Linked DNA regions of Homo sapiens: region 1 is linked to region 2. A link is a loop called in an ENCODE intact Hi-C map of the cell type or tissue named here. Cell type or tissue: OCI-LY7. All regions are shown on one strand. Links, peaks and the distances in the headings refer to the core of each region. The heading gives the core; the rest is flanking DNA. Region 1 has its middle 11 kb from the start of CUL3. Region 2 has its middle 44 kb from the start of FAM124B.

Region 1 (11,153 bases), core at 1,411-9,410, 240 kb after region 2:
TTTTTTTGAGGAAAAAAACTACTTTAGATGCCTGTTGTAAAGGCAGTTTCATATTCTTCTGTTAATTAGTATAGTGATGTTTGTCCTTTCTTGGGGAGGGGAGGAGGTATTTCCTATTAGTACCCTGGTCTCTTGTTTTAACAGAATCACCCACTGGGTGTGGTCTTGGTGGATAGTGGCTTCTACTTCCTACCATGGTAGTTGGAGGGGTCTGATCTTCCCTGTCCTCTGCCCAGTTCGGCCTGGGAGTGGAGGTACAGGGAGACACAGGCAATCAGACCCTCTCCTAGAAGCTCTGACTGTTGAGTAGGTGACTGAAGGACACAGGATGGTTGGTGGGTACTCAAGCAGTGGCAGTGGGTGGCCTGGGCTCTTCCCACAGAATGACTTTAGTTGCAATTCCTGCTCCTCGACTTTCCAGCTGTCCTCTGGTTCCTGCTTGTTGTCCAACCCTGGTCCTCCTACCTCCCCTAGTTTTCTGTGACTCCAAACATGCCTTCCCCAGATTCCATTTTTGCTTAAAATAGTCAAAGTTTGTTTCCCCCATGTGTCACTCAGCGTCCTGGCAGGAAACAGATGGCTCACTCCAACAGGGAAATTGAGAAGAGTTTAACTACAGGACTTTCACATGGTATGGGTAGAGATAGAAGGTGATCAAGGGGTGATGAAGCAGCTTAGGACTAGCAACAGCAGGGGGCCTTGCACTGCTTCCAGGCTTGAAGGACAAAAGGGAAGAAGTGGACACCAGAGATTCTTGCTATTACTGTGGGAGAGAGCTGCCTGACAAACTGAGGCATTAGGGGGAAACCAAAGCTACTGATGCTTTCTGGCACAGTGAGAAGGCTGCCAACAGACAAAATACCCGCCTCACTTTCCTCCTTCCGTGGGATTTCTGACTGGTGCCTCCCATTGTGTGAACCTAACTGAAAGCCAGAGCTCAAGGGAGCCATTGATGGGAGCCATTGATGGAGTCCATAAAAGTCACAAGGGTACAACTGTCCAGGGTGGAGGAAGGTGAACTTTAGATCTGGAGAGGCTAACAAGGGATGTTCGTGTAGAGAGCTTGTAAACAAGCCCTTAGAGTGGTAACGGTAAAAAACATATATTAATATAAATTATGGTAAAGCCCCTCATAGAGTTATAGAGTCTGTGCACTGTAGGGAGGTGTCTAGCTGAGGAGGCAAATGGAGACTAGTATCCAAGGCCTGTGCCCTGCAAGGGCCATTATCACCTGGAGGACGGAGCACCTGTTTGCTTGGTCAGAGATGCCACCTCCACTCTAAGCTTTGGAGCTGTGGAGCTGCATTTGTTCTGGAGGTGGGCAGGGCCTTTTGTTTTTTTCTGATTTGCACAAAGCCACCACATAGATTAGCAGTGGCTCTGTGCATTGCCATGTTAACTCATATATTAAAGTGTAAAACAATAGAGCATCATAGTTAAAAGTGCCAGTTCTGGAGTCAGACTATCTGTGTTCTAATCCGCATTCTGCGGTGTATTAAATGAGCCCCAATTATTCTCAATAGTAAAATTAGGCTAATAATAGTACCAACCTCTAAGACTAGTTTGAGAATTAAGTGAAATAATGTAGATAAAGTATTTAGCACAACACCCCGCACATACTTTGAACTCAATATTAGAAGTTGTTTTATGGTTAATTTCTAATCTCATCTTTGTTTTTTCAGTCTAGGTTTGGTAAATGACACAAGCGTCACAAGCGTGTTTACTAGTTTCTGCCTTTTTTTTTTTTTTTTTTTGGACACAGTCTTGCTCTGTCTCCCAGGCTGGAGTGCAGCGGTGCGATCTCAGCTCACTCTAACCTCCACCTTCTGGATCCAAGCAATTCTCATGCCTCAGCCTCCTGAATAGTTGGGACTGCAGGCGCGGGCCACCACGCACAGCAAATTTTTTGTATTTTTAGTAAAGATGGTTTTTTTGTTTGTTTTTTGTTTGTTTGTTTTTGAGATGGAGTCTCACTCTGTCGCCCAGGCTGGAGTGCAGTGGCGTGATCTCAGCTCACTGCAAGTTCCGCCTCCCGGGTTCATGCCATTCTCCTGCCTTGGCCTCCCAAGTAGCTGGGACTACAGGCGCCCGCCACCACGCCCAGCTAATTTTTTGTATTTTTAGTAGAGACGGGGTTTCACCGTGTTAGCCAGGATGGTCTAGCTCTCCTGACCTCGTGATCCGCCTGCCTCGGCCTCCCAAAGTGCTGGGATTACAGGCATGAGCCACCACCCCCGACCAAAGATGGGGTTTTGCCATGTTGCCTAGGCTGGTCTCATACTCCTGAGCTCAGGCAATTTACCCGCCTGCTTGGCCTCCCAAAGTGCTAGGATAACAGGCATGAGCCACTGTGCCTGGCCTGGTTTCTGCATTTATGCAACTACTACCACATCCTGTGTCTCTGTCTCTTCCCTGATGCCCACTTCCATTATTTCTTACACAGTGACCTCTCTTTCACGTATATCTTGTACCTATACTTTCATCCTGTCTCAAGCATATCACTTTCCAATCAGCATTCATCTTCCCTGCAATGTTCATTTCACTAGACCTTTCCACTAGCTGTCTCTTATCTATGAAGGAAATTCCCAGGTTATCTGTCCTTCCAGGGATAGTCAAGAGCAGCAAGGTTCCCAGAAACAATGGAAAAGAAGAAACAGCGATGGGAACTCAACTTTGAATTTTAAACCAGTTCAAAATCTTCAACAGGCTTTAAATTATTGACACCCTCTCAGTATTTAGATTAAGATTTGGTTCACTACACATCTAGGATGAAAACTTTAAATCTGTTATAATGACTTTAAGATGTAACAATGGGCTCAAAATAAACGCACAAAGTAATGTATACTATCACTTCTCATGAGCTTTCTTATACTATGTTCTTTCTAAAACATAAGCATCATAAACTTTGGATTTGTTAACTACATACATGTGGTCCAATTCATCATCATTTGTTCGCCTGCATTCCTTTCCCCACTGAGATGACACATTTATCATGTCCAAAAGGGCAACAATGCTGGACCTTACCTCACTCATTACAAAAACAGAAAAGTTAAGGGACTCATGTTAATCATAACTACATGGCAAATTAAATCACCCTTAATAATTTGATCAAAACTATGATACTATATTTTCCAAAGTCCTTTTTTTTTTTTTATTTGAAATGGAGTCTCACTCTGTCTCCCGATGCAGTGGTGCAATCACAGCTCACTGCAGCTTTGAACTCCTGGGCTCAAGCAATCCTTCCACCTCAGCCTCCAGAGTAGCTGGGACCACAGGTACATGCCACCACGCCTGGCTTTTTTTATTTTTTGTATAAATGAGGTCTTGCTTGTTGCCCAGGCTGGTCTCAAACTCCTAGGCTCAAACTACCCTCCCACCTAGGCCTCCCAAAGTGCTAGGATTACAGGCTGAAGTACTTTTTATGTCTATTGATAAGAAGGCAGTTCTTCCCATAATTATGTCCAGGCATCTAGAGGTAATTGGAATGGTCCATGTGGCTGTAGTTTGATCAACTCATTCATCATTGGTTTTTGATGAATTTTCATGGCTACTTCCAATGTTACGCTAACCAGTGCTACATGCTAATGAGTGACGGTGGGAGGGATAGGGAAGGATTACAAATTAGTTGAATACAAGCAATATTGCTTTTTTTTTTTTAATTTATTTTTATTTTTTGAGACAGTCTCACTCTATTGCCCAGGCTGGAGTGCAGTGGCGTGATCTCGGCTCACTGCAACCTCTGCCTCTGTGGTTCAAGTGATTCTCCTGCCTCAGCCTCCCAAGTAAACTGGGATTACAGGCGCCCGCCACCGTGCCTGGCTAATTTTTGTATTTTTAGTAGAGACAAGGTTTCACCAGGCTAGTCTCGAACTCCTGACCTCAGGTGATCTGCCCGCCTCGACCTCCCAAAGTGCTGGGATTACAGGCATGAAATATTGCTTTTTAAAACAAGTCAGCAGACTCTCCTCCATATCAACAACTAATACCTTTGAACCCACAGAATATTAGTAATTATAATTATTTACTCAAAGCAGTAGAGTAGATGAGTAATTGGAGAAATATATGACATTAGATGACTGCTAACAATTAAGTTTGCCCATGAAAATTATAGTGCATCTGCTATGGTTTGGATATGGTTTTTTCGTTTCCATCAAAACTCATGTTGAAATTTGATCCCCAATGTGGCAGTGTTGGAGGTGGAGCCTCGTAGGAGGTGTTTGAATCATGGGGGGCGGATCCCCATGAATGACTTGGTGCCATTCTTGCTGTAGTGAGTTCTCTCTCTCACAAGACTGGACTGCTCCAGGAATAGATTCCCTGGCTAAGTGCAGTGGCTCATGCCTGTAATCCCAGCAATTTGGGAGACCAAGGCAGGCGGATCTCTTGAGCTCAGGAGTTTGAGACCAGCCTGGGCAACATGGCGAATACCCGCCTTTGCTAAAAATACACGCACACACACAATTACCTGGGTATGGTGATATGTGCTTGTAGTCTGAGCTACTTGAGAGTCTGAGGTGGGAGAATCACCTGAGTCTGAGAAGTCAAGCTGCAGTGAGCCATGATCCTGCCACTGCACTCCGGCTTGGGTGACAGAGTGAGACGCTGTCTCAAAAAAAAAAAAAAATTCCTCTGAAAGGAGGTTTTATAAAGTGAGGTTCCTCCTCCTCTTTGATCTCTTTGCACACATGTTCACTTCCCCTTTGACCCTCATCATGTTTTGACCTAGCTCATGGCCAAGCAGATGCTAGCACCATGCTTCTTGTACTTTCCAGCCTGCAGAACTGTGAGCTAAATAAACCTTGTTTCTTTATAAATTGCCCACTCTCAGGTATTCTGTTATAGCAACAAAACAGACAGCATCTGAATCAGCTAAATTGCTTTCCACTGCAAGTAACAGAAAACCTAACTCCAATTGGCGTAATCAAATATATTATGTCATATAGCACGAAGTCCAGAGGCAGGATGGATTCCAGGCATGCTACATCGCAGGGCTCCAGCCCAACGTTGTGATAGTTTTCTTGGCCCTGGGCTCCTACTTGACTGGTGGCAAGGTGGCTACAGTCATTATAGGTATCACAGATACAACAAAGTCCAGACCAGAGGAAGAAGAGAGACTGTCTCCTTCTTATGGATCTGTACTATGGGTAGGAAACTGTTCCCAGAGGCAGGAGACTCTCTCTCATGGCTCATTAGCCAAGACTAGGTTACATTCCTGTTTTAATCCATTCAGTGCCAAGGGGGATGGGCATAGTTAATACTAGTCATAGAGGTGGAATAGATCTTGGGAGTCAACCACTACCACTTATTAGTACAGAGCCTGTTTGTTTATCTCTTTCTGAAGAGATTTACATGGAGATTAATGAGTTTGAAGGGAAATGTCCAGGAGGTGTGAGTGTGTGTGTGTGTATAATAGTGTATGGCTAATGAAGGTGCATGATCTCAGGCCTCAAACTGCACTGAAGAATAGTTCTCATCCACAACAGTTCTCAGATGATGAGAGCAAAGAAAAGTACATCATAGGCAGGGCCCTACGGAAAGGTGAGGCTTGTTCCAAAAGTTACCGTGGGTGTGCACATTTTCACAGACACCTGCACTCTCCTGTCAGGGGTTCTGGGCTGCTCTTTCAGAAGCTCTTAGAGAAGCCTTATTCACTGTTACCTGCTTTTATGTGATCTATAAACTAGCCACAGGCAAATGAGAACAAGGTGGTTGCCCACACAGTGCAACTTGGGGAGGAAGAGGCCCTTTACCCTCCAAAACTCTCTCCTCCAAAAATAAAGCAAACCAAATGCACAAAATCACAGAAACCAAATTAGCTTCATGCTCAGGTAGACTCAATAGATAACTATGGGACCAGCCTGGGCTACATGGTGAAGCCTCATCTCTACCAAAGAAAAAGAAATTGTTATTTTTTTTTTAGATGGTGTCTTGCTCTGTTGCCCAGGCTGTAGTGCAGTGGTGCCATCTTGGCTCACTACAACCTCCACCTCCCAGGTTCAAGCCATTCTCTCGCCTCAGCCTCCCAAGTAGAGTCAGGGTATTTTTAGTAGAGACGGGGTTTTACCATGTTGGCCAGGCTGGTCTCGAACTCCTGACCTCGGGTGATCCTCCGGCCTCGGCCTCCCAAAGTGCTTGGATTACAGGTGTGAGCCACTGCACCCAGCCTACAAAAAAAATTTTTTTTTCAAGTTAGCCAGATGTGGTGGTGTGTGCTTATAGTCCCAGCTACTCAGGAAGCTGAGGTGGGAGGATCACCTGAGCCCAGGAGGTCGAGGCTGCAGTGAGCTATGATAGCACCACTGCACATCAGCCTGGACGATAGAGTGAAACCCTATCTCAAGAAAAGAAAAAGAAACTGCTTTATCATTTTGCCAAAATTTCTAGTAAGGCAGACACATCTATATAAAACACATGAGAAAATAATGTGAGAGAGAGATTCAAGTATGTGTCCTACTTGAGCCAATATATGGGGAAGAAACCATAAATATAAGACTCTCAGGAGAGGGGCCCATTTGGCCCTCTGGGCGCTCCTCTTCTTGTAGTCTGGCTCCTGAGAAGGACGCTGGGATTTGGTTCTTCATTTCCTGCTTGTTGATAAGAAACTGGCACCTTACATTACAAATTAATCAAGACATTGCCAAAGAATAAAGTGTGATCTTGGGTTCATTTTGGACCCTCCTAAGAAGGGTGAGGGGGTATGTGAGAATTTGGTATTGGGATGTTTAGTGCAGAAATGTTTATACTTGACTGATGCAAAAATGTTTTATCAGTCATTGTGGAACCCCTCAAGCGCTTGACCCTGTCTTTACTATTTGGTAGCAAAAGTGCATGTGTCTCCCTAAGATGTGAACAGCTGGCATAACAAGGAAACTTCCCTTTGGGAATAGAAGTTAGTATTTTACGTCAGATCTATTCATAATTTATTGCTTCTTTTGGGGGGATCATTTACTAACCTCCTTTTTTTTTTTTTTTTTTTTGAGACGGAGTTGCGCTCTGTCACCCAGGCTGGAGTGCAGTGGTGCATTCTCGGCTCACTGCAACCTCTGCCTCCCGGGTTCAAGTGATTCTCCTGCCTCAGCCTCCCAAGTAGCTGGGATTACAGGTGTGTGCCACCACACCTGGCTAATTTTTTGTATTTTTTAGTAGAGACAGGGTTTCACTGTGTTAGCCAAGATGGTCTCGATCTCCTGACCTCATGATCTGCCTGCCTAGGCCTCCCAAAGTGCTGGGATTACAGGCATGAACCATCACGCTTGGCCTTTTTCTTTTTTTTTTTTCTTGAGATGGAGTCTCGCTGTGTCGCTCAGGATGCAGTGCAGTGGTACAATCTTGGCTCACTGCAACCTCTGCCTCCCACATTGAACCGATTCTCCTGCCTCAGCCTCCCGAGTAGCTGGGATCACAGGTATGCACCACCACACCCAGCTAATTTTTGTATTTTTAGTAGAGATGGGGTTTCACCATGTTGGCCAGGCTGGTCTTGAACTCCTGACCTCAAGTGGTCTGCCCACCTTGGCCTCCCAAAGTGCTGGGATTACAGGCATAAGCAACCGCGCCTGGCCTAACTTCCTAAAGTAAGGAAATATCTAAGGTACAATTTCTGGTATTTTCACGGGGGTATACTTTCCCAACGGAATGGAGGGCTACCACTGATAAAACACCACCTGTGTGCCTGTGTCATGACTGCATTGCTTGTTTCATGCTCACACAGTCCTGTGTGACTATTATTATAATAGTATTGTGACAAAGAGCACTGGGGTCAACTAACTAGCCAAATGCCCTTGGGTGCTCCTTTTTAAAAACATAAAGGAGGGGACAGTAAAAGTACCTACCTCACGAAATGGTCGTGAGAATTAAATGAGCTAGGGAATGTTGAGTGTGCTTCACTCAGCACCTTGCAAATAATAAGCACTTCGTAAATATCTGCTTGTGTTTTGTTGTTTTCCTCATTTTACAGGTAAGAAAGTCATATCTTCAAGAGATTAAGTAACTTGTCATATCAGAGACAGGTTAAGTCACTTGCTTAAGGTCACCACATAAGTTAGTCATGAGAGAGGAATTCAAACCCTTTTGTCTAATTTCAGGTTTGTCCAATTCTAGAGTCAGATGTTTCACAACTATGTCATCTTTCTGTTGAATAGTCTATTTCAAATACTTTATTCCAATTATGCAAGATAATGGGATGAAGCTCCTAAAAGTTGGAACGTTAAAATAAATATTTTTTTGTTGTCATCCTGAGTGTTCTGCACTTAGGAGGCATTAAGCGGATGTTGCTGCATGACTGAAAAATGGGGAATCTATGCTTAAGAACTTGATAAACTACCATGTTGCAGTTTTCAGTAATAGACTGAAAATGTAATAATAACTCATACTGGCCGGGCGCGGTGGCTTATGCCGGCAATCCCAGCACTTTGGGAGGCCGAGGTGGGTGGATCACGAGGTCAAGAGATCGAGACCATCCTAGCCAACATGGTGAAACCCCATCTCTACTAAAAATACAAAACTAAGCTGGGTGTGGTGGGACGTGCGTGTAATCCCAGCTACTCGGGAGGCTGAGGCGGGAGAATCAGTTGAACCCGGGAGGCGGAGGTTGCAGTGAGCCAAGATCAGGCCACTGTACTCCAGCCTGGCAACAGAGCGAGACTCCGTCTCAAAAAAAACAAACAAAAAAAAAACCCAAAAAACTCATACCTTAGCAAGGTGAAGAGGTTTGCCTGAGGTTGTAAAGCTAGCAGGTGGCAGAACTCCAGGGGGAAGTGTGCGTGGCTGCATTCCTGACCCATGTTCCTGACTGCCCTGCTGAATTGTCCCCTTGCTTTGAAAAAGCTCCCAGTGTGTTCAGAGTGAATTTTCTACAGTATATAGAAAAACCTTAAGTAACCAGGACCTAAGAATCAGGCTTTGTTGTCTCTGCTCTGGTGAAATAAATGCCATCAAAATAAACACATAAAACCAAAAAAACACAATATGCAAAACCAACAAATAAAGTAGCCAATAAAACAAACACCCTCGTGCTTGGTTTGCGGTGGGTATGGGGTCCCACAAAGTCAGTCAATTTCCATGCCATCTGCAACTTCTCTATTTCTGTCTGTTACTATGATCTTTACTCATGACCACCGTCTTCGAGAAAAGATTTCGTTTTGCTAAGTGTTCTCTCTATGTTAGAGAAAGGAGCTAAAGTTTCAACAAGTTTTGAAGCGAAAAAATTTTCTCAGTTCACCAGAAAATTTATATTTATCTAAATGTCCCAGCTATGGTTAAGAGAATTTTTTTTAAGTAACCGCAGTACAACTTCTTTTATTGCAGTTTATTGTTTTTTGGATATGGGTATACTGTGCGTCAAGTTGCATGTACCCAAATAAATCAACCAACTAAAGAGAAACTTGGTGTGTTTCAGCTGGCCTGTAAGGTGAGGTTTTCCTTTAACACCAAATTTTAAAGCCATTCTGATGCATTGTGTTACAGCAAACATAACTGGTGATTCAATTCTGAATATCTGAATCACCTTAAAATGTAAAAATAAATACATACTTTTATTATATGTGAAATTTTAGCTCAAAAGGAAGAAAAAGAACCATAGGCAACTCTTTATTCTAAACTCTGTTTAACAATATGCAGGCTGACATGTTTGGGAATGATGTATACTGATGTTTTCAACTTGATTTGAAGTGCATCAAAATAATAAGGATTTTGGATGGATATAGGGATGGGTAGAAAAATAGATGATAATACCACTGCACAGTTCCTTCAACCTTACAATATGTTTGGAAATTTTCAATAAAATGTTGAGAAAAACATGAATGCATGGATTAAATTACTAGTAGTCAGACATTATTTAAAAGAGTCCAGAAAATGCTTGTATGATAGAAAATCTCACATTAAGTGAACTTGATTATGAAAACATAGAATTAATAACGACTTTGGTTGCAATTTATCAGTGCCCAGTAAGTGCCAAGAACTGCACAAAGCGCTTAATAAATGTGATCTAATTTAGGCCAGGTGCCATGGCTCATGCCTGTAATCCCAGCACTTTAGGAGGCCAAGGTGGGCGGATCACGAGGTCAGGAGATGGAGACCATCCTGGCTAACACGGTGAAACCCCATCTCTACTAAAAATACAAAAAATTAGCCAGGCTTGGTGGCGGGTGCCTGTAGTCCCAGCTACTCGGGAGGCTGAGGCAGGAGAATGGCATGAACCTAGAAGGCGGAGGTTACAGTGAGCCAAGATCACGCCACTGCACTCCAGCCTGGGCGACACAGTGAGACTCCGTCTCAAAAAAATAAATAAAAATAAATAAATAAATAAATGTTATCTAATTTAATACAAATGTCTTTTGAAGTATGGGGAATTATCCTTATTTTACAAGTTAGGAAACAAGCATAAGAAGGTTATATAACATTCAGAGAGTACACATCCAATAAGCAGCAGATACAGAAACTGTATCTGTCTGGGTCTATAGCCAATGCTGTTAGCCACTGCACTCCAGGAAAGGGAAAACTGAACTGGAAACCTTTAGAGATTATCTAATTCAATGTCCCTACCTCTTGTCACAAATGACACAAATGTTCAGCAGCACTAGAATCTCAGAGTTTCGACTCTGGTTAAGGCTTTCCCACTAGTCACCGTGTGTCACACTAAGTACAGCTGTTTTTGACAAAATGGATTCACTATAGGATTCCTTTAAGTAAAAAATTTCCATAATGCACTTTAATTCTAATTTGATATAGTAGAATTTGATCTATATACTTTTCTTTCAGGCATCATATATGTCATAAACAGGGGCACCCTAATGCTACAAACAGTATGTCCAAAAGTGTAACATTTAGCTTGAGCTTTTGAATGAACTGAAATTGCGCAGATTTCCCTGATGGGAAAAAGGCATGAAATTCTGAAATATTTAATACATATATATTGCAGCCATTTGGGTGAAAATGCTGTAATTCTGATAATTCTGGAAATTGTTTCACAGCTCAATTCTAAACCCACAGCTTTTCTGGGCTTTTTTTTTTTTTTTTTTTTTCTGATTTCCATGGTGCAAACCACCTTAAAAAAACAGGAACAGAGGAAAGGAGAGTTGAACATTAAAAAATAAAAAAGACATTTATGTCCTTTCCTCCACTTACAACCTATCCCTTTTTCCCCCGATTTGCCT
Region 2 (11,153 bases), core at 1,789-9,788:
ATAGTTTATGTGTTCATTTGGAGAACAGTCTGGCAAGATTTTGTAAAATTGAGCACACCAATATCCTCACACGCAGCTTTTCTACTCCTGAGTCTATAGGCCAGAAAAGTTATCTCACAGATGCCCAAGGTACCAAGTACTAGTGGGATGAATACAGCATTGCGGTTTCCAGGAGTCAGAGACAATAAAGATGCTCATCGAAATGAAACAGATAAGTAAAATGTTCACCACATATATACTATAACACTGTACAGGAGGAAGAAGAGAGGAAGGAGGGAACTAGCTGCACATACAGCAACATGAATGGATCTCCAAACCATAACACTAAAAAAAAAAAAAAAAGCTCACCCCTGTAATCCTAGCACTTTGGGAGGATGAGGAGGGCGAATCACTTGAGGCCAGGAGTTCAAGACCAGCCTGGCCAACATGGTGAAACCCCGTCTCTACTAAAAATACAAAAATTAGCTGGGTGTGTTGGTAGGCGCCTGTAATCCCAGCTACTCAGGAGGCTGAGGCAGGAGAATCGCTTGAACCCAGGAGGTGGAGGTTGCAGTGAGCTGAGATCGCGCCATTGCACTCCAGCCTAGGCAACAGAGCAAGACTCTGTCTCAAATAAAAAAAAAAAAAAAAGGAACAGAGTGGATCTAGGGCATAATACCATTTCAGTACATTTTTTAAAGCAAAAGCAATACAGTATGTTTTTCATTGGACACACATCTAAAGAAACTTGCTGAAAGTCGCTTGGAAGGGCACATAGTAAATATACAAGATGTGAGGAGGGGAATGAAATTGGGAACCAGGAGTGAAAAGAGAAGAAAGTAAAATTAAAATAAAAGAGGGGCTGCAGCATAAAATGATGGTGATGAAGTGCCATGAAATTAGGAGCACAAATCAGCTCAGTTCAATGCCGCTAAACAATCTTCAGGATCATACTGTGGAACAGAAAGGAAAAAAAAAACAAGATAAATAACTTAAATTTCCCCCAAAGGAAATCTGGGCTTATAAGCTCAACAGTATCGCCTGCAGCTACTACAATTTACCATAGATGCTAACTGTGTAGTGAAATGGACATTTATGAAATAATAGTCTGTGGCCATAGCAGAGGGAAAGTAGAACACAGAATTACATGGAAACCATGGTTGCAACTACATCAAAAGGATAAAAACGCATAAGAACACAGGGAAACAGAAGCACGTGTAAGGAAGAGGAATCACAAATTTTCTTTAACAGAAAATCAAGTCGGGCACAGTGGCTTACACCTATTATCCCAGCACTCTGGGAGGCCAAGGTAGGAGGATTGCTTGAGCCAGGAGTTCCAGAAGAGCTTGGAAAGCATAATGAGAACCCATCTCTACAAAAAATAAATACACAAAAATAGCCTCAACCTCGAGGACTCAAGCGATCCTCTTGCCTCAGCATCCAAATTAGCTGGGATGCTGAGCTACTTGGGATGCTACTTGAGAGCTACTTGGAATGCTGTTGCAAGAGGCTCACTTGAGTCCTGGAGGTCGAGACTGCAGTGAGCCATAAACGCGCCACTGCATTCCAGCCTGGACGACAGAGCAGGACCCTGTCTCAAAAAAAAAAAAAAAAAAAAAAAAAAACCCGAAAATTATAAAGTACTTTTGAAAATAAGGAATAAACAGAATATATGAATTGACACAAGAATCGCATCACGATTGCCCTTCTTAGCAGCCAAATGTTGGCTATGGCTTCCTTGTTTATTTGTTTTTAAAATTATAGCAGCTGGGCTCTACCGCATGCCCCCAAAGCAACCCCTTCAAAACCCAGAAGCTGAAAAAGACCTCAGAAGAGATGTGAGGAAAATTGACAAAATGTTTACAGTTGTTCTGTTAGGTGTCATTACATGAGGCTGTGATATTATTTTCTGTACTCTTTTGCATATTTGAAAGATTTCATAATTAAAAGTAAATATAAATTAGTGTAATAAGATGCAAAATGGGGCCAGGAGCGGTGGCTCACTCCTGTAATCCCATCACTTCGAGAGGCTGAGGCGGGTGGATCACTTGAGGTCAGCAGGTGGATCACCTGAGGTCAGGAGTTCGAGACCAGCCCAGCCAACATGGTGAAACCCCATCTCTACCAAAAAAAAAAAGTACAAACATTAGCTGGGCGTGGTGGCACATGCCTGTAGTTCAGCTACTTGGGAGGCTGAGGCAGGAGGATCACTTGAGTCCAGGAGGTGGAGGTTGCAGTGAGCTGAGATCGTGCCACTGCCCTCCAGCCTGGGCGACAGAGTAAGACCCAATCTCAAAAAAAAAAAGAAAGATGCTAAATGGCCGTCTCAGAACCCGGCCCAGAGGAGGTCTGCAGAACACCCTGGTTCCTCTTCTCTCCCATCCCCTCCAGAGCTCCACCAACGAGACCTCAGAGCTGGCACCATCCCTTACCTGTTACCACCTACCGTGGTCATTGTTTTTTACCTGTTGCCAGACTTGCCCACTATCATTACTAAAACAGTCAAGCTTTTGTTGGAACCATTGGTCATTTTCATCCTTCTCTGTCGACGGTGGAGCAGATCGCCTCCATCTGGGGATGAAACTCTGAACGTAGGAACAGAGGAGCAGCAGCAGCAGCCTCCACCCAGGAGCTCAGGCCACGGCTGCCTTGGCTGGAATGGTGCTGTCTGGTGCTGCTGCTATTTCTACTGCAACCATCACCGCCCTGATGTAGGGCCTCCCAGGCATTCTTGGCCCCTGGGCTTCTTTATGTCAGAAATTTAAGATGTGCCTGATCACCATTCTGTGGGGATATTCTTGCAAAATAAAAATGCCTAAATCTGGAAAAGGCGGAAATCTGGAACTCTGCCATCAGCAATGCCTCTTAGTCTATTAGTGGCCTCTGACCCGGTTCTTCCATGTGGACGCCCTGGGCTGATGATTCCCCGGGGGCTGTGGGAGCCCGGGGTGGGGTGCGGGGAGAGCAGGAGGGATGTGCTGAGAAACTCCTCTATTACCAGCTTTGGAACAATTGGTTTGACTTTTTTCCTAGCCTACGAACAATGCTGCCTCACTTTTTGTTGTCTGCTGGTGGATAATCCAAGACCCCAAACCTAAGATGACAAGATCACAGTAGGTGCGATCGTTCTGCTCCAATTCAGGGCTTTTGAACATTGACTCCCTGTTTCACTCTTCTGATGCCCCGGGTTTTATTGAGAACTATCCCTCAAATCTCCTCATCCTCCTCCTTCTTCCCTCCTCCTCCTCCTCTTGTTCTCCTCTTCCTCTTGTTCTCCTCCTCCTCTTTTTCTTCCTCCTCCATCCTCCTCATTCTTCATTCTGTATCTGATTATCAGTCCCAACCATGTATTGAGTTCCCATAAATTTCTTGAGCTTCCCTGAGAGTTAAAGAGACTTGACAACTTCCCTGCCCATGAAAGAGCTTCTCATTTAGTTGGGACAATAAGAAACCACATGGGAAGTTGAAGAGCACCCGTTGAGCCTGTGGGTGTGCAGTGGGAGCTGTGTACTAACTCCCCAGGGCATTCAGAGCCTCCTCAAACAGCCTGGGAGAAATGTGTCCACTTAGCACCTCCTAACCAGCAAGAACTCAGCTGGGGCTGTACAAAGGTTAAATCTTCAAAGGTCAGGGTGGTATTGGGGGTTTTTAATGATGTGAGAATTCTGCCCTCATTGGCCTCTCAATTGCTCGTACTTTTTCAGAGCTAGAACCCAAAAGGGATGCTATCGTGTTAAGGCATAGGAGGACATGATTCTAAGGAGGGCCTAAGACATGCTGTCTTTGCACAGGTCCAGAAATCAATGATCATACTCAGGATATCCACCTCGCTCTGACAGAGGGATGTACAGGGTGAGCAGGGCCCTGAATTCATACCCTCAGGAAACCCAAAGGACTCCATCAGCCAAGTATTGTTCTGGAGTAGCGAAATGAGCCCTCTTTCCCAGTCCTGTTTCCACTCGGGTTCCAATGAGCCATATTAGAATAGGAGGGAGTGGTTTTAACACGACTCAGGATATAATTTCTTGATTGATTTCCTTCGTGTTTCTCCCCAGAAGATTAAGACTATAGAGCTGTTTAAGATATTGTCAGGCAACTCTTCCTTTTAAATACCAGGTACCTTCCATATTTTAGGATCCTGATTAATTTTTTTATTTATCTAAATTATTGCCGCAAACAAGACCTAGATTCTTATTTTTAAGCAAAAAGCAAAAAGGCCTGTTTTTGCCCCCTACAAATACACACTCTTTCCATGTTCAACAAAGCATATTTCCTGCTCAATATTAAATAACACTTAAAAGTTATGGGTGCTAGCAAGGACGGGGTGAGAGGGTGATGAGAAGAGTGAAATAGGAATAATAAAAGACCAGGAGGAAATATTATGAGAACAGCAACCTCTCTCCAAAATAGTGTCACAGCCACATGGAGCGCCTTCAAGAGGCAGACAAATTACAGAGCCCGTGCAGCAATTCATGAGAATAAAATGATTGAATATTGCATGGGAGATGGATCACCCTTAAAATCTATGAACGTCCTATTTTGGGGGGTAAAACAAGCTAGTTTCTGATACATTTTAAAAAGGTTTATGTTAGTTTAGAATCAATGTGAAGTTTTCCCTGTTAGTAATATTTTGCTTATTTTAATTTCCAGTGGTTGGAAATGTTCTCTGTAGATAAGGTTTACAAAATATGTAGCCCGATTTTATAACAGATAATCCTCTCATTCATTTAAAAAAAAAAAAAAAAGAAGAAGCCGGGTGCGGTGGCTCACGCCTGTGATCCCAGCACTTGGGGAGGCCGAGGTGGGCGATCAGGAGGTCTGGAGATCGAGACCATCCTGGCCAACATGGTGAAACCCCGTCTCTACTGAAAACACAAAAAATTAGATGGGCATGGTGGCACACGCCTGTAGTCCCTGCTACTCGGGAGGCTGAGGCAGGGGAATGGCGTGAGCCCGGGAGGTGGAGATTGCAGTGAACCAAGATCAGCCTGGCGACAGAGCAAGACTCCGTCAAAAAAAAAAAAAAAAAAAAAAAAAAGGAGTAAAATCAATATAGGAGGTAGCACCAATCATCTTTGACAAACACAGAGAAATTTGTAATAATTACCTATGAAGGAATGCTTAAAATGGTCAGAAGTTCCTAGGAATTACAACAGATGTCCTGGTATTTTGGGTATTTGGCCCCAAATCTGCTATGTTCAGCCCATCTGAGAATAAACATAGGCTAGGGACTTGTAGAGACAGCGACAGTGGCCCCTTCCTTGCTTCAAAAGGTTTGAGGGTGTTTTTCACCAACTTTAGGTTAGTGCAGATTTTTTTTAATTTAGTGCAAATTCTTGTAAATATATGTAAGGCAACAAAACATGAAAATGAAAGGACTGATCAAAAGCAAGTGACAGAAACTAATCCATATTTAAATGAAGCATTGCATAATCAACTCTCAGAATGAAAATACTTCCATTTCTCATCGCAAGGTGGCGATAGTACCCCGCTCATTTACTACAGATGCACCCAAGGCCCTGGGAACTTGCAAATACTCATTAAAACAGTGAGAGTGTACATTGTGGATGTGTGACACCTTTTCCCTGTGCAGGTCAAGATTTCTTCAATGAAACGGAATTAATTGGGTAAATATTTACTGAATGCTATGCTACAGGAAGCCCAAGGATTCTTGGTTTTGATATAGACCTTGCGGGGTTACTTCGACACGTGTTTTAGTCTTCTAGAACAAGATGGACTCTTGAGTGGGTTCCTGGCATGGTCTCAGACTACACTGGCTTGGATATAGCTCCAATAAGACATGGTCTTGAAATTTTCCAAGATGCAGATGGTCTAAAATTGGCTTCCTTGTGACAAATTACCACAAATGGTAGGGATTCTTTAAGGCCAGTTGCAGTGGCCTGGGTGCCAGCCTCATTTTCTCCATCTTTGTGCTCCCAATGACAGAATTGCAGGTGGCCTGGCTTAAAGTGGACCTCCCACCATCACATCACCTCCACGCATCCTGTCCCTACTCTGACCCCTCAGAAGGGATATCCTCTCTGACCTGCAAGTGGCCATAACACTTTGAGACTTTTGGCTGGGGAAACCGGCAAAACCCATCCACTGCTGAAGCCAACCCCCTTCCATTTTTCTTTAAGAAAAAGTACATTTTGGCCGGGCGCGGTGGCTCATGCCTGTAATCATAACACTTTGGGAGACCGAGGCAGGCGGATCACGAGGTCAAGTGTTTGAGATCAGCCTGGCCAATATGGCAAAACCCCGTCTCTACTAAAAACACAAAAAAATTAGTCAGGCGTGGTGGTGCGTGTCTGCAATCTCAGCTACTCAGGAGGCTGAGGCAGGAGAATCACTTGAATCTTGGAGGTGGAAGTTGCAGTGAGCCGAGACTGTGCCACTGTGCTCTAGCCTGAGTGACAGAGGAAGACTCTGTCTCAAAAAGTAAAATAAAAAAATTTTAAAAATTAAAAATAAATAAATGAAAAGTACATTTTAATGTAAGGCAATTAATTTGAGTTCATTTGGACAAATGGAGAACAAACATCAGAATGGAGTATCATTAAGAGTATACACTTCTTTTAGCTTAATGAAATTTTGTGTGTACATACATTTCATTCATTAGAAACATATTCTTTCATTCTTCTCTCCATTCGGATGAATGCATAGTCCACTCTGCACTCACCTTCTCGCTAAGCTCATCCTCTCTATGATGCTATGTTCTTTGAACCGCCCCATGCCACCTGCATTAAAAATGTTTCCTGGCCGGGCACAGTGGCTCACGCCTGTAATCCCAGCACTTTGGGAGGCCAAGGCGGGCAGATCACCTGAGGTCAGGAGTTCGAGACCAGCCTGGCCAACATGGTGAAACCACGTCTCTACTAAAAATACAAAAAATTAGCCAGACGTGGTGGCACACACCTGTAGTCCCAGCTACTTGGGAGGCTGAGGCAGGAGAATTGCTTGAACCCGGGAGGCAGAGGTTGCAGTGAGCCAAGATCACACCACTACACTCCAGCCTGGGTGACAGAACCAGACTTGGTCTCAAAAAAAAAAGATCTGTTTCCTTTTGGTTCTTGAGAGACAGACTGTCTAGAAATTTCTAAATTTCTAATTTAGAAACTTACCAGCAGAATACTGCTGGGCAAGTTAAAACAGCACAACTCCGAGGGTCGTGGGGAATGAACTGGGTTCACAGGTGCACAGCACATGGCACGAGGCCAGGCACAAATCACATGTTCTGGGCGTGTTAGCCGTTCCTATTCTGATTGTTCTATATGTTGGGCAGCAGTTTCCGCACTTGTATTAAGTGTGTCTTTTTATTCTGATGCTTTGACATCTAGGACCTTGCTGACTCTAGACAGACTGCCTGAATCAGGCCAGCCAATTTCTAGAGATAGTAAAGGACTCACCTGCAAGTGCACCTTTCAGATGCCAAGCAACGACCCCAGAGCCCACACCCAGCCACCTCCTTTAGCATCTGTCATAGGGCCCTCAGACTCAGGCCAATATTCCCCTGCCCTAATCACCCCAGGGCCAAATACTAGACAACCAGACGCAGTCCCTCCACCCCAGAGCTCACTGGAATTATTCAAACTAGCCAATCCTAAGCCTGCTTAGCCCACCCCACCAGGGAAACCAGGATAAAGGTCCTCGCCCACTATTCCCCTCACCAATTCTGCCTCCTGACTTGCCCTAGTGCTCTCCCATGTGGCCGTGAATGGTGTGGCATGCCCCCTCCACCAGGAGCTGTGAGCAATAGCTATCTTTACAATGGCAGTCTGGCAGTTGTCTCCTGATCTGTTGGCCTCACCATAATTAAATTATATACAATTGAATCATAATATAAGTATGAATAATATTCACAATTGAATAATAATGAAATCTACATTTTAAAACATTTTAATAAGGTTCAAGACAGTTTTGAAATATTGATATTTTCAACATGATTAGAATAAATTTATACCCATAGACATGATGGCCAACTATAATGCATAGAATTATTATGTAACATCTCTTATGAACTAAACATTCTACTGTGTAATTTAGAGAATATAATAATTTTTAAAATAATCTTTAGTCTTCATCACCCCTCATTACTCCTTAGAGGAATCAGGTACATGTGCAACATAGCATAGATTATAAGACAAACTGTGATCATTGCCATTACAGAGATACAAGGAAATATGGGAGGGTAGGAAAAGGAGAGATTAATTCTGGGAAGAGATTTCCATTGTGGATAGAATCCAACATTTTTAGGCTGGGCGCAGTAGCTCACACCTGTAATCCCAGCACTTTGGGAGGCCAAGGAGGGCAGATCACTTGAGGTCAGGAGTTTGAGACCAGCCTAGCCAACATGGTGAAACACTGTCTCTACTAAAAATACAAAAATTAGCCGGGCATGTTGGTGCATGCCTGTAATCCCAGCTACTTTGGGAGGCTGAAGTAAGAGAATCCCTTGAACCTGGGAGGAAGGGGATGAAGTGAGCCAAGATGGTGCCATTGCACTCCAGCCCGGGCAACAAGAGCAAAACTCTGTCTCAAAAAAAAAAGGAAAGAAAAAGAAAAGAATCCAACATTTTTATTTCCTTTTATATGTTCTACATTTCTTTATTCAGTGTTAATTTGGAGATTTATAAAGACTTAAAAATCACTTTTTTAAACTAGTACATTCTTGATTAATTCAAGTAAATCATTGCCACCTGACAAGCTTTTTAGCCTCCAGTAGAACAAATTATGAGTCAATACTGCACACAATTCCTTCTAAGAGTGAAATGAAACATGAGAACTTGTTATAGTTGGAGAGCTCAATTATATACGTGGGCAACTTACATTTTGTTGCCAACTAACTTGGCCTCGTGACAATCTAGTAGGTTGCAAGTTTGCTTGGCATAAAGTTTAACTAGGAATGAAAATTAGCAAAAGTATTTAGAAATTTTTTATCCTTCTATTATATAGTTTAACTGCTTCTGTGGATTATTGTTTTTCCACTTAAAGATAATTTTTATGATCAATAAAGTATTACGCAAACAAGAATCCACTTAACACTAATATCAGTTAGGCATCAGCATGTCCCTGTGATGTACATGAGTCATCTTACATAAAAATGACTGCAGTGATTTTTAACAAAGGAATTCTAGGTAGTCCCACTAAGACTGGGACCTGTGAGGCTCATATGCAATGACAGGTGTCTTTTTTGCCTTTTCTCAGTTGCTGTCTTTACCTCTTCTGGGTAAAAATGGCCTTGATAAGGCCATTGCTTTCTGCCACTGGCCCTTTCCCACCATGTCTGGGCAAATGCCCTCATGGCCTCTTGTTAGCCTATACGGCATCCTTGTGTAAATTGGAAAAAGGAAAACTTTCTTTGCAACCCTCAGCTGTCCCCTCTGAAAAGTTATCTTAACTAACATGAGTCCAAAAATGCAAAAATAATGAAGGTAGTTCCTCAAGTGTGCACACCCAACCTGTGCAGTATGATAGGACCCTGGTTGCTGTGCAAAAGGGAAATGTACCTTCCTGTCTATCCCAGTGAACACTGGATGTCTGTGTCCATGGCTGTTTGACAAAATGCTTGTGTTTTACAATTAATATAGAACCCAAGTTTACAGTTTTTATCAATTAATATTCCAGGTTATTCCAATCATAACCCCACTTCCCATCACTTGCATTCTGATCATCTTAGCTCTGAATTAGAGCTAAAGGATACAGTTTATGCCGGCAGAATGAAAACATCCCTGGACCCCAATCTCTAATGGTGACCTGGGATTGATGTACAGAATTGTGAATTTTGTTTTTCTGTCCCTTTTCCTTATCCTTCTAACTGTGGATACATCTTTATTAAGAAAAGGACAAGAGACCAGGTGCAGTGGCTCACACTTATAATCCCAGCACTTTGGGTGGCCAAGGTGGGTGGATTGCTTGAGTCCAGGAATTTGAGACCAGCCTGGCCAACATGGCAAAACCACATCTCTACTAATACAAAAATTAGCCAGGCATGGGGGTCCACACCTATAGTCCCAGCTACTCAGGGGACTGAGGTAGGAGGATCAATTGAGCCCAGAGGTTGCACCACTGCACTCCATCCTGGCTCATAAAGTGAGACCCTGCCTCAAAAATGAAAGGAAGGAAGGAAGGAGAGAAAGAAAGAAGAAAGAAAGAGAGAAAGAAAGAAAGAAAGAAAGAGGAGGAGAAGAAGGAGAAGAAGAAGAAGAAAAAGGAGGAGGAGGAGGAGGAAAGGAGGAAAGGTGGGAAGGAAGGGAAGGAGGGAAGAAAGAGAGAAAGAAAGAGAAAGAAAGAGGAAAGAAAGAAAGAAAGAAAGAAAGAAGAAAGAAAGACGTGGAAAGATAAAGTAGAGTAGACCATCTACATTTACATTTTTACATTTTTTGGAGTGAAAAATAATGCTGAGAACATTTCTGTGGGTTTCAGTGGAAGTTAATTATCACCACATCAAACTAATAAAGTAAATAATAATGTATATTACTACAAAAAATCAAGTAAGCTATACATGAGTTTATTCTTCAATGCTACCTTGTCTTAGTCCGTTTTGTGTTGCTATAACAGAATACCTGAGACTAGGTCACTTATAAAGAAAAGAGGTTTATTTAGCTCATGGTTCTACAGCCTGAGAAGTTCAATAATGGGAGACAGCATCTGATGGCTTCTGGTGAGGGCCTCATGCTATATCAAAAGATGGCGGAGAAATGAAAGGGGAACTGGGTATGTGAAAATAGGGAAAAACACAAGAAGCAAACTTATTTTATGACAACTCACTCTTGAAGGAACTAATGTATTCCCTTGAGAACTAACCCAGTCTCATGAGAAAGACATTAATCCATCTTAATGACCCAATTCCCACTTAAAGGCACCACCTACCAACACTGCCACATTGAGACCAGGCCTTAACATGAGTTTTGTTGGGAATAAACCATATTCAAACCATGGCATTAGGTATGGTAAGTACAAATAGGTATATTTTTTAATATTTTTTGTGGAGTCAAAATAATAAGGTTTAAAATGATGTATTAGATTAATATTCACATTCTCTTAAAAAATGAATTTTCAGATCTTTTATACTACTAAATCACATACTTACAACATGTGTTTATCATGCCTCGCCCTCATCAAATACACACACACACATGCTTATCCACAAACACTACACACTATTTAATTGG

Evidence for each region. A loop is a pair of places that touch in the nucleus more often than their neighbours do. Peaks named below come from ENCODE experiments on the same cell type or tissue, not always from the same donor. Only the 100,000 strongest peaks of a DNase experiment are listed, where the experiment ranks them.
Region 1: it touches region 2 in a loop (3-fold over the local background); 5 of 110 quality-filtered maps call a loop at or near these places.

What each region holds. Positions count from the first base shown.
Region 1 is chr2:224,590,814-224,601,966 of GRCh38, forward strand. No RefSeq gene overlaps it. Among named protein-coding and RNA genes, the nearest start is that of CUL3, 11 kb to the left of the region's middle. In OCI-LY7, for the core only: no CTCF peak of the experiment used is centred there; a DNase peak (open chromatin) is centred at 4,678; H3K27ac peaks cover 735 bases.
Region 2 is chr2:224,352,103-224,363,255 of GRCh38, forward strand. No RefSeq gene overlaps it. Among named protein-coding and RNA genes, the nearest start is that of FAM124B, 44 kb to the right of the region's middle. In OCI-LY7, for the core only: CTCF peaks have their summits at 5,454, 5,658, 7,678 and 7,880; DNase peaks (open chromatin) are centred at 5,479 and 7,689.